Linked DNA regions of Homo sapiens: region 2 is linked to region 1. The links are chromatin loops, found by intact Hi-C in ENCODE. Cell type or tissue: gastrocnemius medialis. All regions are shown on one strand. Each heading gives the region's core, and the rest is flanking DNA. Links, peaks and the distances in the headings are about the cores only.

Region 1 (7,455 bases), core at 2,627-5,126:
GCCTAGTTTCCCATTGGCCACCTGCCTTCAACGCCGAGGGCCTGGGGGGCAGGAGCCGCAGGCCGGCCGCCCCCTCCTCCCCACCCCTTCCCTCTCCTCCCCACTCCCCTTCCCCCAGCTGCCTCCCAACCGCCTCCCCCAGCATGGCAGCCTGTCCAAGACAGGGTTTTGTCCCCTCGGTCCGGGCACCGTGAGAGTGACAGAAAATAGCTGTCCGGAGAGTGGGGGGGGAAGGCCTCTTGTTTTCACCTCTCAGGGGCTGGTTTTCCCAACTTTCCCATCCCAGCTCCTGTGGAACAAAGGGCCTGCGGCCCCCGTGTGCTGGGCCCGGCCCAGCGAGGGGACTCACCAGCAACTCTTTATTGAGTCTTCAAGCGCCGGCCAGGCACTCCATTAAAAAGCCATTCCCCTTTGTGCAGCCCGGCCCCCAGCTGTCCCCCCTCTCATGTGACGGTCGGTCACAGTTGTAAAACAACAACACACAGAGTTGGCAACTAACGAGGCTTTTTTTCAAGCCGGGGTCTCCATGGCAACCCCCGTCAATCACCCCTCAGGAGCGCTTTAACCTGACCAAGAGGGGGAAATAAAAAATAAAATAATAATAATTAAAAAAAGAAGCCAAGAAAGAAAGAGTTGGAAAGAGAGCAAGAGGCCAGTAGACAGCTGGGGAGAGAAACAATTCAGAAAGTTTCTGGGGTTTGCGCCCTCGATTGGAACACAAATGAAAATTTAACCAGTGGGACAGGATTGTCCTGGTGACCGGAGGGGAAGGACGTTCATTTTCATTTTTAGATAGTTTGCACATTGCACCTAGTTTTACAAAAGCTTCTGACCTTTTCCCGTGGTCCATAAAATGATGGTGCGTGGTTGTCTGTGGGCACAGAGGGGGCGGGAGGGTGGTCCCATGGGCCCTTAGAGTAAATGGATGGTCCCAGGGGCCCAAACCCAGAGGTGCCCAGTTGATGGCCTCAGGCCAGTGGGAAGAGCCATTCAGAGCTTGGCTAGAGTCCAGCAGGGTGTCTGAGTCCTCCCGTGTGCGGCCTGGTGCCAATGGGGATAGCCCACAGTATGTGGCAGGCATGGTGCCAAGGGGACACTGGAAGGCCCCATACCCAGTGCCATGTGGGGAAGGAGCAGACCTACCACCGCGATGTGTTGACGGGGAGCCCGGAGCATAGGCGGTGGTAGGACCCCTCGTTCTTCACGTGCTGCTGTGCCAGCAGATGCCCAGTTTCTGGGCACGTGGCATCGCGCCCGGGGTTAGTTCAACCTTCCACGTGTTGGCATGGTGCCGGGGCATGGCAAGCCTGAGTTCTCCCCCCAGCTCACCCCCAACACTCATACATGCTGTCTGGCCACTAGCCAGGGGCTCCACAGGTTCCCAGGTCGGCACAGTCTGGGCAAGGGCTGAGGGCAGCCCTGGCAGCTGCTGCCTGGCCTTCCTCAGCCTCTGATCAGGAACGAGGTGAAGGCCAGCTTCTCAGCTCCACTTTTGCTTCCTAGCACCCTGAACCCTAGGGTGCAGACACTTTTTCTTCCTGGACATGGTGGGAAGGCAGAAGTTCCTATTGTAACTCCTGGCACCTTGGGAAAGGGGTTTTCTCATTCTTGGAGTCTAGGAACCTGGCTTGGGGGCTATGGGGACCAAGGAAGAGAGTCCTTCAGGACAGAACCGTAAAAGCTTCCCAACTTTCAGAGGGTGGGCACTGGGGCACTGTTGGGCTGTGCTGAATCCCCTGGGCCCGGGGGTTCAAGGAGCTGGGGTGTTTGTGAGCTTCTGGGAGGCTGGGTTGTTTTTTTTTTTCTTTTCTGGACTTAAAAGGCCTTGTGCAAACCTGGTACCCAGAATAGCACACATGGAGAGTTGTGAATGAAGAGCTGGATGGCCGATGACCTGGAGTGGGGGCTGGGGCTGGGCTCAAACAGCAGGTGCCTTATGGCTCTGCAGCCCCTGCCTGCAAGACGCCCTGGTCTCCCAGCTTCCCACAGGCCTGGGACGGTCGCGGGCCTCTCCCTACCCCTGGCCACCTCTCCCTTTTCCCTCTTCCTTCTCCAGGCTGTTTCCATGCCACCCTCCCTGGTGGGCTGGGCTTGACATTGGCGCCCATGGCTCCCCCTCTGCCTTCGTTTCAGTCCTCCTCACTCACAGGCTGTGTTCTCTTCCAGAGTGGGTAAAGTGAAAACCTTGCCAGTCACCTCTCCCGGTCTCCCTCCCCTCCGTCCTGGCTTTCGTGATAGAGAAACTGGCCAGGAAGCCCCACATGGTGCTATTTACCTGACACCTCAGTGGGTTTGGCAGGTGCTGATTCATTCCCTGAACCATTTCCCCCAGGACACGGAGCAGGCCAGGGAAGACCCCCTGGGCCTCTGAACACCCCCATGCTAGCCTCTCCCTGGCCTCTCTTCAGGGCCTGGGTGATTGCTGCAGCAAGGACCCCCCAGGGACCAGAGCGGCCTTGGCTGGGCCTCATCTTCATGTCTCCTTTCCTGGGTGCCCTGGGCAGCTCCTGCAGGAAAGGAATGCTAACGATCTGCTGGTGTAGTGAGCTGGCACCGCACCCAGGCAGGGGCCGCACAGCGCCAGGGCCTAGTAAAGACGCTGGCGAGGGCTCCATTCCCCGTGCCCGGTGTTTCCTCTGGCCGGATTGGCATGCAGCCTTCAGCTTGGCCTGAGGCGGCACGAGGAAAAGGTGGCATCCTCCACCGGCCCCAGCCTGGCCAGCCTGGAGGACTACACCGCCCTCCTCCTCCCTCCGGCTCCAGCCAGGAGGACTGTGATGGCCATGAGTATTTCATAGCATCTTCTGAAAGGAGATACGGAGTAGGCTGAGGATGGCGGCATCCCAGAGCGTGGCTGTTGGTCAGTAGCCCCAAGCTGGGGAGACCCGGTTTCACCTCCCCAAGCCTCATTTCCTCCTCCGTAAATGAGGGCATGAACAGTGGTGTCTCCTACAGGGTTTCTGTTGCTGTTTAATGAGGTGGTTTATAAAACCGACTTCACTCTGCCTGGGACGCGGTCAGCCCTCCATAAACACTAACAATTAATGGTCATGCTGGTGGTAGTAGCAGCAGTAGTAGTAGTACTGGTAGTAGTGGTGGTGGTGATAGTATAGGCCCTGCCCCATAGGTGGTTGGAGGCATCAATGAGATGGTACAGCCCCTGACAGATAGTGACTGCTCAGCAAATGCTAGCTGTCATTATTATTGCTATTACCATTATTTCCTAGTGCACTGAGGTGGAGCCTCACCCTGCTCTTGCTACTAAGGGATCCTGAGGATGCTGCCCCCTCCTAAGTCCGGCCCATCCTTCTAGAACATTCGGCAGGCCCTCTGGCCCCCTCAATGACTCTCTTACACCTGCCCTGCTGTCTTCAGGCCCCCCTTGCCATTCCCTCCCCACCCCACTGCCGCTGTCTTGTCACTCACCTGTCCAGGGTTCCCCAGGATCATCCTCTCTGGGGTCTCCTAGTAAAAAAAAAAAAAGGGCTTTCCAGAACCTGGCTTCCACCTCCTCCCCAAGCCTGGCCTCCCCCAGGCCTGGAGTGTGACTGGATTGTAACATGGTAGCTGAATGAACTCCAGTTTCAAAGGTTAATATCAAAATCTGGAGTGGATTACCTAAAAATTACTTACAACACCATTAAAATTCTGAACTCTTTTTGTTGTGGCTGTAAATTAATTTAAAATGTCAGGTTTTTTGAGAAATCCAATAAGAAATTGAGCCAACAGAGCAATCTGCAAACTGTCTGGCAAAGAGGAAAGTGTGTCTCTTCAATCGACAAGGAAAAATATGGAGCTTAACTGGAACCATATGGCTCAGTACTTGAGAGGAGCCTGCCGGAGAGGGAGGGCGGGAGGGGAGCTCAGCTGACAGCCACACGCATGCAGCGGGAGGCGGCCACGGTGTTGGCATTGGCACGGTGGAGGGGCCTGGCAGACGCCTGGCACCCAGCCTACTTGGCCGCCCTGTGTCCACGGTCACCGGGCTGCCCTGGGCAGTGACATGGTCACTCCTTGGTCTTAACACGTTCTCGCCGTATCCATCCAGGGCTCCCTGGCCAACTAGGGAATCCTACCCCCACCGAGGGGAGCCCAAGCCCCCTCCCTCCAGGGAAGAACAGCCACCTGCACGTCTGCGAGGGCTGCTTCCCTCCGTCCTCTGTGGGCTCCCTCCCGGCCAACATGTGGTCCCAATTACTCCTGAATTCCCCCAGATTTACAACACATTAAGTAATTTGTAGGTTATTTCAACTTCAATCTGCTGAAGTTGAGAAAATCAAAATTAAATTCAAACCACAAGGAAACTTCAGAGAAAGAGGAGAAAGAGAGAAGTTGAGCACCTTCTCTTCCCCAGGTTGGCTGTGTCCCCCTTATGTCATCCTCCGAGGCTCCCAGCCAGCCCCCCACCTGCCTTCCTCTGCCTCCTCTTCCCCGCCTTGCCTCTCCCTCCCAGGGCCCTTGCCCCTGCCTCTGGCTGGGCAGTGCCCTTGGGGTGCCCCTCTGAGCGAAGACCAGGGGCAACCTTGGAGCTCGTGCTAGGCCCTGCTTGCTTTGGCTGGGGGAGAAGTGCTTCTCTAACCTCTAACACTCTCTGCTCCCACTCCCTGAGCCCCTACCCCTGAGGGCTAGGTGATTCCTGGGCTCCAAAGCCTCTCTCTGCTTTCCTGACCCATTTCAAGGGAATCTCCACCAGGACTGTTCTAGCTCCCGACATGCCTGGGGTGGCTGACAGCTGGTAGGTACCACCTGGCCCCCGGGTTTAATAGCTCAGGTTACCTTATTTTGCTTTCTACCCTTTAAAACAGCCTTGTAAATAAGCAAACACTCGGTGCCAAGCACCTTCGGCACTTCGCCAGGCTGGTAAATATTTTAGTAGTGACTTGGTAACAGTTGCGTTCACTTTGATTTCCTCAGAAAGGTTCTTGGTGCTGGGGAGGGGGCCGTGGCTCTGGGAAATGATTTGCTGGCTATTTATAGCCCGGCTCTGACCACGTGGCCTTTGCTCTCACCCTGTGGATCGTGTGCTGGGGTATTTTTAAAGCTGGTGTAACGTTAGCCTGACACCTCTTTTGGCAAAGATGGGGAGGACTCTTCCACCTTCTCCCAAAGTGTGCTGTGGTCAAAGAGCTCCAAGGTCGGTTTGGAAAACTGGACTTGTCCTCACCAGGAATCCAAAGTGATATGGGAGGCTGGGGCAGGTGCTAGCGGTTGGGTGTGAGTTTAGGGTTGAACCCCTGCTGGCATGGTTTGGACTCGGGAAGAACCCCCAAAGAAGAGGAGAAGGTGGGCTCTGGGGCTGGGGCACATGACCCAGGCAGTGCTGAACTGGGGAGGCCACCTGAGACGGGTGGACTGAAGCTGACCGTGAGAGCAGCCAGGTTGCAGGGGGAGTTAGAGGGAAATGTGACCGCTGGATGAGCTTCCTGGGCATCTAGTCCTGAAGGACCCAGGCCATGGAGAAAAGAGAGTGGGAGACAGGGCCAAGGAAGATTCAGAGATGGGGGCAGCTTCCAGCCAGGGCTGCTGATTTGATGCCCTGGAGGGTCCTTTCCTCTAAGCCATGAGAAAGGCACCTGCAAAGCGCAGGACCCCATTGCCCAGTGCCAGGAAGCTGGCCTAACCCCACCCAAATTTGCCGTGTCCAACAGGGCATGTGCTGCCCCCAGGCTGGGCACCGGGGCAGGGGTGAGGCAGCAGGTGAGAGGCTGGCGCCTGGCTTGAATAGACTGCTCAGAGCCACAGCCAGTGGCTCCTCTGTTTTATGGGTGGTTTTAATGCACAGATGGGTTGGTTTTAAAGGGGCTCTAAATCATGGCACAGTGAGAGCCCCCACACCCCAGAGCCCCCTAGGAGGCTGTATCTGTGAGTGACTGTGGTATGGGCACAAGTGAAGTAGAAGCAAGGCCTGCCCCCACTCACTGTGCAGTGGTGATGGACAGGCCAGGGGGAGGTGGGCCCCTCTGGCTGGGTGTTCAGATGAAACCCTTCCTCTTGTCCCCCTACCCACCCACCATCCACACTGGCAGGCGGGGCCTTCCCACGTCCGGTTTACAGCCAGGGCACTGTTCAGTGACCAGCCAGCCTGCTGCCACTCCCAGCCACTTGCCCTTCCTCCTCTGGCTCCTGGCGCCATGATGCGCACCTCCCGTCTGCACCCACGCACACCCCATTGGTGCTCAGCTGCCGTGGGCGCACATCAGGTGAGCGCAGACAGTGGCAGACCCGGCTCACCTCCTTCCCGCAGGACTGGTGCCAGGGCAGTGCTCTTCCCGGAAGGCTTCCAAGCTCCCCCGGATGGCATCCTGTTGGGCCTGTTTCTGGGGTGCGGGGGCAGGCCTTTTTGGGGGGGAGAGTGTCTGCCCCATGCAGCCCTGGCGCCAGCTCTTCCTAGAGGCCTGTGGCAGTAATGCCAGAGGGAGGCAGCTGGGCTGGGGCAGGAGACAGGGATGTTTGAAATGGAAGTCGAGTGAGATGGGACCACCTTCAGCCACCACCACGGCTCTGCTGGGGGCAGACATGGAGCCCTGGGCCAGTCCGAATTGGTGCTCACTGGATACCTGCCTCTTAGCTGCCCCCCTGTGAGTGGGCCTTGCCCACTTGGGCTCCCAGCACCCAGTTTTCAGTGTCCTTGGAAACTTGGAGGAGTTCTGGGAAGGTGATAGGAAGATAGAAGAAGCCTTCTCCGAGCACCCAGAATGTTCGAGCTTGAATGGAAAGAGATCTGCCCTCGAAGGTACTCGGTCCCTAAGTCCGTGCCCTGTAGGCTCCCCTTGTTCGCTGGCCCGTGTGGGACGGAAGGCTGCTTTAGGGAATCTTTTTCTGCCCCTTGGCCTTGAGTTTGGAACTGCGTGGCACCAGAACCTTCTCATCCTTTACTGAGTGTCTTCAGCAAAACATGTTGTTTCCTCTCCAGTTCCCCCTTGGCGTTTGAGAATGGGGTGCCCGTCAACACTCACTCTCCTGCCTGTTCTCCCTAAAGCCATGGGGTAAAGGAAGCCTCATGGTCCTCTGAGGAGCCCTCATGGCCTCCTGAGCCGCTCAGGGGAGACGGTGGCTGTGACAGCTGACGGCCCACTTCAGTGCAGGTTGCGAAGGGGCGGGGCCAAGACGCAGGTGTCTGCCCAGACACAGCGGATGCCTGGTTCCAACGTTTCCATAGATGCCTGTGTCATCTTAACGAGCAGATGCTCTGCTGTGCCTCAGTTTCCCTAGGTGGCCTCTGTCAACAGGTGCTCAAGGTAAAAGATACAGCAGGAGAAACACAGGAAGAGACAGGTGGGAGTGGCAGCTGGGCGGACCCGAAGAGGCTGCCCTGGCCCCTCTTCTTCCCCTCGGCATGGGCCCGCCTCTGCTTCCTAGCAGGCAGGTCAGGCAGCAAAAAGGCAGTTGGCCTCCACCACGACCCAGAGACTTGCTGGGCTGAAGCTGCCTGAGGCCTCCCCAGGCCTGCCAGAT
Region 2 (7,455 bases), core at 2,574-5,073, 59 kb after region 1:
GGGCCTGGCCCTGACCAGGTGAGCAGGCTACCTCCAGAGAGCAGTGAGATCAGGGGACTGGGGATGCGGTGCAGCTACAGGAACGCCCCTCTCACCCAGAGCTGGCAGGAGCCCTGGCCTGCCCCCGCCTACGGAGGGGGTGATGAGATTCATGCCATAACGGGGCCTTCTCCCGAGGCCCTCCCTTCATTTGATTTCTGAAGCCGGCTGATTTGAATATTTATAAATATCAGTAAATTATTTATTGTAGCAATCTGCTGCACCATTTTACCCATCGCAGTTAACACTTTAAGGGGCTCCGTGTTATGGGAACAGGAAGCGAGGGTGAGGAGGGGACGGGGCAGGGGAAGGAGTCCCCGCAGAGAGGCCTGGGATTTCCTAGGGCCGGCTTAGGGGCCCTAATGGGGATGGGGCCAAGTCCCAGCCTTCGGGAGCTCCTGGCCAGGGTGAGCTTGGGCTCTGGAGTGTCTACAGCCTCCTCCTCTATGAAATGGGACAATGACAGTGCCGGCTCCGCTGGGCCGTTACAAGTCATGCCTTAGTGCCCGGAAAGGTGGACGGTCCAGTCCATGCCCGTTTTCCCCAACCCTGTGCAGGGTCTCCTCAGCTCAGAGACCTGCGGGGAGACCTGCTGCTCGTGGCGCCCTGAGAGGGAAGGTCCCGAACCTAGGAATCCGAGGAGGGGCTGAGAGGCCAGCCCGCCCCTGCCCCAGACCTCTGGCCTCTTCTCTGTCCCCTGCCTCTTCCAGGCCAGGTAAGGTTTCTCAGCCTTGGAATCTCAAGCTCACGTGTGGCACCACATCTGCCTGGTGGCCCTCCCAGGGCTCAGCTGCTTTTTCCCAGGTTCATCCCTGCTAGGCCCTGTGCTTGGCACAGACAGGTGCCCTCTCTCACCTAACAGCCTGGCCGCCTTTCTACAGGGAAAAATCTTGCCCAGGGCCAGAGCTAGCGCAGGGCAGAGCTCCGCCGTGAGCTCCCAACTCCCTGACCCCAGAGGCTAGGCCATACCCTGGTGCTGCGCCAGAGCCCGTGGGGCCAGAGGCTGGAGGCCAAGAGCACCGCCACCAGCAGAGAGTGGGCTCTGACTGTGTGTGGGTCCCAGGCCCCGGCCCAGCCCACCTCGGCAGCCCCTCCCCTCGCCTCTCCCGTCTCTGGGGAAGCAGAGCAGGAGTCCCCTCGCCTTCCCACCCTCTGGCCCAAGCCTGCCTCCTGGGCAGTATTGTTCCCAGAGGAAGTGTCCAGTGTAAATAGAGCAGCGGGCAGGCTGGTGGCGGGAAGGAGATGAAAGGGGCAGTGACAGGGCCGGGGACGGATGGCTTCCTTCCATTGAGGCCTGGCCACGGCGTTTATATTTTAGGGAAGAAAGTCAGAGGAATGTTTACATGGACAGGAGTCTGGGGTCAGACCACAGCGGGGTGGGGGGCGGATCGTCTATGGATCCCAGGGCCCTGGGCCGGAAGGCGGCGGAAAGCTTAGACCTCAGCTCCAACGCACCCCTGTTCCCGCCGCCCAGCCTCACACGCGCTCGCACTTACAAACCTAAGCCCTACCTCTGCCTCCTGCCCCTGTGTCCCCGGCCCACACGCCTCCCACCTCCACCCCTGGGACCAGCAAGAGAGGGAGAGGGAGGGCAGCATCTGGAAGGCAGGTGGGCTGGGGCAGCGCGGCAGCTGGAGGGCAGGTGCCGGGGGAGTCGGCAGGAGCAAAGGGGCCTGGGGCTGGGGGCGGGTCCTGGGTACACAGCTGCACCGCAGCTGGTGGGGGCCCGGGCAGGGACTGAGCCAGGCACACAGCCGAGATGGGGAGAAGGTGGGCTGGGCTGGGTGGGCCAAAGTGCGGGGAGGCTCCAGGATGGGTGGGGGCCCGGGGAGGGGGCGTCACCAGCAGCAAGTGCGGCCCTGGGAGCTTCTGCTTCCCTCTTCCTTAGGATAAATATTTACAGATTCATTTGCTGTCTGCCATCCACACTTGGCTGCTTACCTCCTGGTAAAAATAGTGCAGGCTCCCCCACTCCCCCCTTCCCTTCCCCATCCAGGGCAAGGGATGAGGGGACCAGGTGAGGCCCGCTTCCCCGGAGGCCTGTTGGAGGACACCCGGCGTCACAGAACCTGCTGGGCAGCTCCGAGGTCGAGTGGGATGCTGTGAAGAGGAGGCCCCGTCTCAGAACTTCGAGAGGGGCCCCGCATCGTGCTTGGGGTCTTGGGTGTGGGTGGCACAGACTTGGAGATGTGGACGAACCTGGGTAGAGTGGGCATCGGCTTGGGCAAGTGTCTAAGGCCCTGAAGCCAGGGTCACAGGACTGGAAGGCCTGGGAGTGGGCTGAGAAGACCCTTCTCTGGCAGTGGGCCTGGCTGGGCTAGAGTCACCCTGTCTCGTCTGGGCCAAGTGAGCCATCCGTACTGGCCACTGGCTACAAGGGAAGGATCTGGCTGGGACGGCCAGGCACTGTGTCTATCAGGGGACGGTTATCTGTGCGTATGAGTCAAGTCCACCTCAGGGATGCGGCCCCTGGGTGGACCCAGGTATTGCCATTCCCGCCTGGGTAGGCCTCTCATCGGGTTTCCTGGCATGTGGAAAGTTGGCAGGGGGTGATCATTAGAGTGAAGCCCCTTCTGACCATGGAGCCGGGGGGCCCTGCCCTCAGCCTTCCCGCCTATGTGGAGACTCTGACACGCCCATTCCTCCCGTGAGGGCCATGGAGAGGCACATTTTGTTTTGTACACAGTGAGTGTGAGCCGAGCCCCTGCTGCTGTGGCCACTGCGCTGTCCCCAAGCCCCACCACAGGGTCTGGCCCACAGAAGGAGCTCACTAAATGGACGGACAGACAGACAGTTCCATGTGGCTGCGCTGTGTGTGCACGCGTGTGTGTGCGTGTGTGTGTGTCCACCCTCGCCAGCCTTTGTGGCAGGTCCCAGGCTGTGTGGTGGGTGGGCTTGCCGTATGCCCCCCCAGGACCCTCGGTGCCCTATCAGGGACAGAGTTTGGGCTATGCGGCCGCGAGGGAGGTCGCTGGCTCTCAAGTCGCCTCATGAGGGCTTCCTTCCGGCTGTGTGTGTCGGGCTGTCACATTCGGGGATTAGGTGCTGTGACCGGCGCTTCGGGGCGTTCCGTGAGGGACCTAAGCGATCCCACCCTGCACCTGCTGGAGCTCCTGGGGGCTGGGAAGTGGGCTGGCCAGGCCTTCCGGGGCTGCAGAGGCTGGCCGAGGCTGGGGAGCAAGGTCCTAGGATAGGGACAAGTGGCCCTAGGAAGTGCCATGAGGAACTCCACTTGGATGGCTCTGACTGAGGCTTGGGGAAGGGAGTGGCAACAGGAAATGGACAGAGAGGCCAAGAGGGGGCTGGCAAGGGCTGGAGAAGACCCTGAGGCAGGGAGGAGACTGAGGAACACGGAGGCCTTCGGGAGGGTCCTGAGTGGCTGGGAGAAAAGGAGATCTCTGCTCTCTGCTGAGCAGGGTTGGAGTCAGGTAGGGCCCAGGGACCTGGCCTGGCAGAGGAGCCGCCAGGGGCTGACGTGCTCGGGTGGGAGGGTGCCAGCCAAGTGCTGCCGGGACAGTGAGGCAAGAGGCTGGCACAAGCTGGTCCCTGGCTCTCTGTGACTCCTCCCCAGGAACGTGTGGTAAGGCAGGACGCTCCCAAGCGGAACAAGCTGCCAGGAATGCCACGCTGTCCCTTGACAGCCTGACCGCATAGCCGGCTCCTTAACCTCCCTGGGCCTCAGTTTCCTTGTGTGTCAAAGGGCACACCCCCTCCCAGGGCCCAGCAAGCCTAGGAAATGCCTCCAGGACCTGGGCGCCCCTTGTAGTTGAAGAGGCATTCATTCATTCATTTGTTCATTTACAGACTAGTTCTTGAACTACCTACTCTGTGCCAGGCACCCTGCCAGGCTCAGAAAGTAGAGTGATTCTCAAGCATGGCCACGGAGCTCATAGACTAGTGGGGGAGATAGACACATGCCAGGCAGTCTCAGGGCAGTTTGATGGCACTGTGGTCAATGGGGGAGGCCTGCAGCTTGGGGGATGCAGGGCTGTTCGGGAGGGTGGGTTGTTCTTGGCCTTGCACGCCTCTGACCTCCGTGCTCTCCTCCATCCCTGCAGCTGAGGGCACCCGGTGCACGGACCCGCCTGCAGGCAAGCCCGCCATGGCGCCCAAACGCAAGGGTGGCCTGAAGCTGAACGCCATCTGCGCCAAGCTGAGCCGCCAGGTGGTGGTGGAGAAGCGAGCTGACGCCGGCTCCCACACGGAGGGCAGCCCATCGCAGCCCCGGGACCAAGAGCGCAGTGGCCCTGAGTCTGGGGCAGCCCGGGCCCCCCGCAGCGAGGAAGACAAGAGACGGGCAGTGATCGAGAAGTGGGTGAACGGGGAGTACAGCGAGGAGCCGGCACCCACACCCGTGTTGGGGCGGATTGCCCGCGAGGGCCTGGAGCTGCCTCCCGAGGGTGTCTACATGGTGCAGCCCCAGGGGTGCAGCGATGAGGAAGACCACGCGGAGGAGCCCTCCAAGGACGGCGGTGCCCTGGAGGAGAAGGATTCGGACGGGGCAGCCTCCAAGGAGGACAGCGGCCCCAGCACCAGGCAGGCTTCAGGTGGGTGCCTGGCCTTCGAAGGGAGGCTGAAGGCCAGGACAGGGAGGCCAGTGGGGAAGGGGCAGTGTGTCTGGTAAGCACACCCGACTCCTCACTCCTGCTCTAAATACCGGCCCCTCATCCCACCCAGGGAGGGCTCCTGGAGTGGGAGAGACTAGGACGGGGAGGGGCACCCCAGGTGAGAAGGGAAGGGCTGCAGCTGCCCCACACACAGTGGGTCTTCAAGAAACCACAGGCAGAGGGGTGGACAGGTGGGGAGGGAGGGAGGGAGGGATAGACGGGTGGGTGGATAGACAGACGGATGGGATAGATGGCTGGACAGATGGTGGGCAGGTGACTCTTTACACACACCTGTGAGGCCTGAGCTTACCGGGCACAGTACCTGGCACAAGAGGGGCGCAGCGGTCAACGGCATGAGCCTGTGAGCCTGCTGTCTGCACATTCTGCTACTTACGGAGCTTTCTCGGAGGAGCCCAGGACAAGCTTTGTTCTCCTGCCACTCCCCTTGGCCTCCTCTTCCTTCCCTACACCGCTGTCCCTGGCCCTCCCAGCAGGACGTCTCAGGGCCACATGGATTGCCAGCCCGGCCAGCGTATCCTCTTACAGCCAGCTGCCCCGGCCACGGTCCCCTGGCTGACCTCTCTCCCACGAGGCACTGAGGCCCTGCTCTGCTGGTGTCTCCATGTCCATGTCCTGGGGATCGAGAGCAGCCCTGCGCGCCTTCTGCTCAGGGGAGGGTGGGCCGGGGGTTCCAGCAGGCAAGGGGGTCGCCAGGACCACAGCCCCCAGGTCTGGGCCTTCTCTCTGCCCCCGGCCTCCTTCCCAGCCTTGTGCCCGGTGCCCTGCGCCTCCCCTGCCCGCTCCCCTAGCCCTTCCCCTGCAGCAAGGGGTGCATCTCCTCCCCGTGCGGGGAGCCCTGCGCAGCCACATAATTATGCATGTAAGATATAAACAGAGCTGTTTAATTATCCTTCGCCACATCAGTGACAGAGTAATTAACAAACATTGCGAGATCAATGAGGAAAAGTGTGACCTTCAGTTTCCTCTGATAGGAAAAGCCCTTGCCGTTGCCAGACACAAGGTGATTGTGCTGGGCCTGAGGAGAGGAGAGGAGAGGAACGCGACAAGGGCCACCGTCCCCTCCACACCCCCACCCAGGCCAGCTCTGCCCGCAGCTGACGGGGAGCGGAGTGGGCCTCAGCCCCTGCCTCCTTCCCCCAGAGGAGTGGAGAGCGGGGCTGGCAGAGGCGGGCCTGGAACTGCCAATGGCCTCAGGGATCCAGGCCTCGCCCCCTCAGCCCGACACTGGGACTGCCTACTCAGCGCTGAGCGCTGGAGGACACAGACAGCGGAGCCTTGGCTGCCTCTGTGGGCTCGGCCCCCAAGCCACCTTCTCTGGGCCCTGGGCTCGGCCATGCAGGCCTGTGGGCCCCCTCAGGGACCCCTGCCTGGTCCCCTCCCTGTGCAAGCTGCCTGCCCTTCGAAGCCTGTTTCTCTGCCATATATAGCGAGGGCTCAGCTGCCTCCAGCTATTTTTAGCCCCTTTCCCTGGTCCCTGAGCCACTGAATCCAGCAGCCAGAGCCCACTCCTCCCTAGCTGGGCCCCCCAACCCTGTGTAGCTTGAGGTCAGGACAGCGGCTGACCCGCCAGCCCCGCCCCAGGGGAACAGCTGTCTTTTGGTTTCTTGAGTCCCTCTGTGCACCCTGGGTGCCAGGTGGCTGCCTGTGACTGTCCTCTCCTCCCCTAGCCGGGTCCCAGGCCCTCCCCGGAGCCCACAGCCTCTCCTTCCACATCCCGCCAGGTGTCCTCCCCTCCCCAGGCCCAGTCCTGCCCCTCTAGACCCCCATCCCAGGTGTCTCTGAGGATCCCAGACCTGGCAGGTTCGCCTGGGAGGAGACCCCCCAGCCACGCCTTCCCTTGGCTGTGTAGTCAGCCTGGGGTCCTGCCGCCCCAAGTGTGCCCACGTGGCTGGCTTGCACATGAGCAGAGAGAACATGGTGTCCCCGGGGGCCGTGCAGGTCTCAGTCTCGCGGGTGCACCTAACCCTGATGCAGGGCATGGCACACGGGAGGCATGTAGCACACGGGCAGTGAAGGGGCAGGTGTGCGTGTGCACTGGGGTCACGGCTCGGCCATGGGGTGGGGCATGTGCGGAAGAGGTGGGTCCGCAAGAACAGCTCAGAATTAGCCTGGGACTGACCGCCTTCTCCCTCATTCCGAGAGACCCAGGGCAGGGGTTCAGGGGGTTGTGTACCTGTATGTCTGCAGAGGCAGGAAGGCGGCTAGGGATGGGAGCTGGTGAGCCCGAGTGTGAGCGCAAGAGTCTGTGAGGTGTGTGAGTGTGTGGTGTCTGTGAGTCTGTATGAGTGTGTGTGTTGTGTCTGGGTATGTGTGTTTTATGTGAGAGTCTGCATGTGACTGTGTGGGGGTGAGCAAGTATATGAGTTTTATGTGACTGCGTGTCTGGATGTATGTGAGAGTGTGTGTGATTGTGTGTGTGATTGTGAGCACATGACTGGGTGTGTAGAGTGTGTGTGATTGCATGTGTGTTGTGTGTGACTGTGTGCATGTGACCGTGTGTGGGTTTATGTATGTGATGGCATGTGTGTGCATATGACTGTGCGTATGTGCGGGTGAGAGTGTGTAATAAGGCATGTGTGTATTGTATGTGATTGTATGCACGTGATTGGGTGTGTGGGTGTGAAAGTATGAGAATGCACATGTGTGTTGTATGTGATTGTGAGCATGTGACTGTGTGTGGGGGTGGGTGGGTGTCAATGTATGTGTGTGTTGTATGTGATTGTGAGCATGTGACTGTGTGTGGGGGTGGGTGGGTGTCAATGTATGTGTGTGTTTTATGTGATTGCAT

Evidence for each region. Hi-C counts contacts between places; a loop is a spot of excess contacts. Peaks named below come from ENCODE experiments on the same cell type or tissue, not always from the same donor. Only the 100,000 strongest peaks of a DNase experiment are listed, where the experiment ranks them.
Region 2: a loop joins it to region 1, with 5 times the contacts of the local background. A loop is called at or near these places in 3 of 110 quality-filtered maps.

The regions. Positions count from the first base shown.
Region 1 is chr1:10,721,746-10,729,200 of GRCh38, reverse strand. The region is part of intron 2 of CASZ1 (castor zinc finger 1); the gene reads left to right. Among named protein-coding and RNA genes, the nearest start is that of CASZ1, 71 kb to the left of the region's middle. RefSeq lists enhancers at 23-819, 820-1,617. In gastrocnemius medialis, for the core only: no CTCF peak of the experiment used is centred there; DNase peaks (open chromatin) are centred at 2,670, 3,950, 4,435 and 4,950; H3K4me3 peaks cover 659 bases; H3K27ac peaks cover 2,500 bases.
Region 2 is chr1:10,662,214-10,669,668 of GRCh38, reverse strand. CASZ1 (castor zinc finger 1) reads left to right here. Exons shown (of 21, transcript NM_001079843.3): 5 at 4,098-4,586. Among named protein-coding and RNA genes, the nearest start is that of CASZ1, 130 kb to the left of the region's middle. RefSeq lists enhancers at 3,761-4,508, 4,509-5,257. In gastrocnemius medialis, for the core only: no CTCF peak of the experiment used is centred there; DNase peaks (open chromatin) are centred at 3,091, 3,598, 4,120 and 4,473; H3K27ac peaks cover 2,500 bases.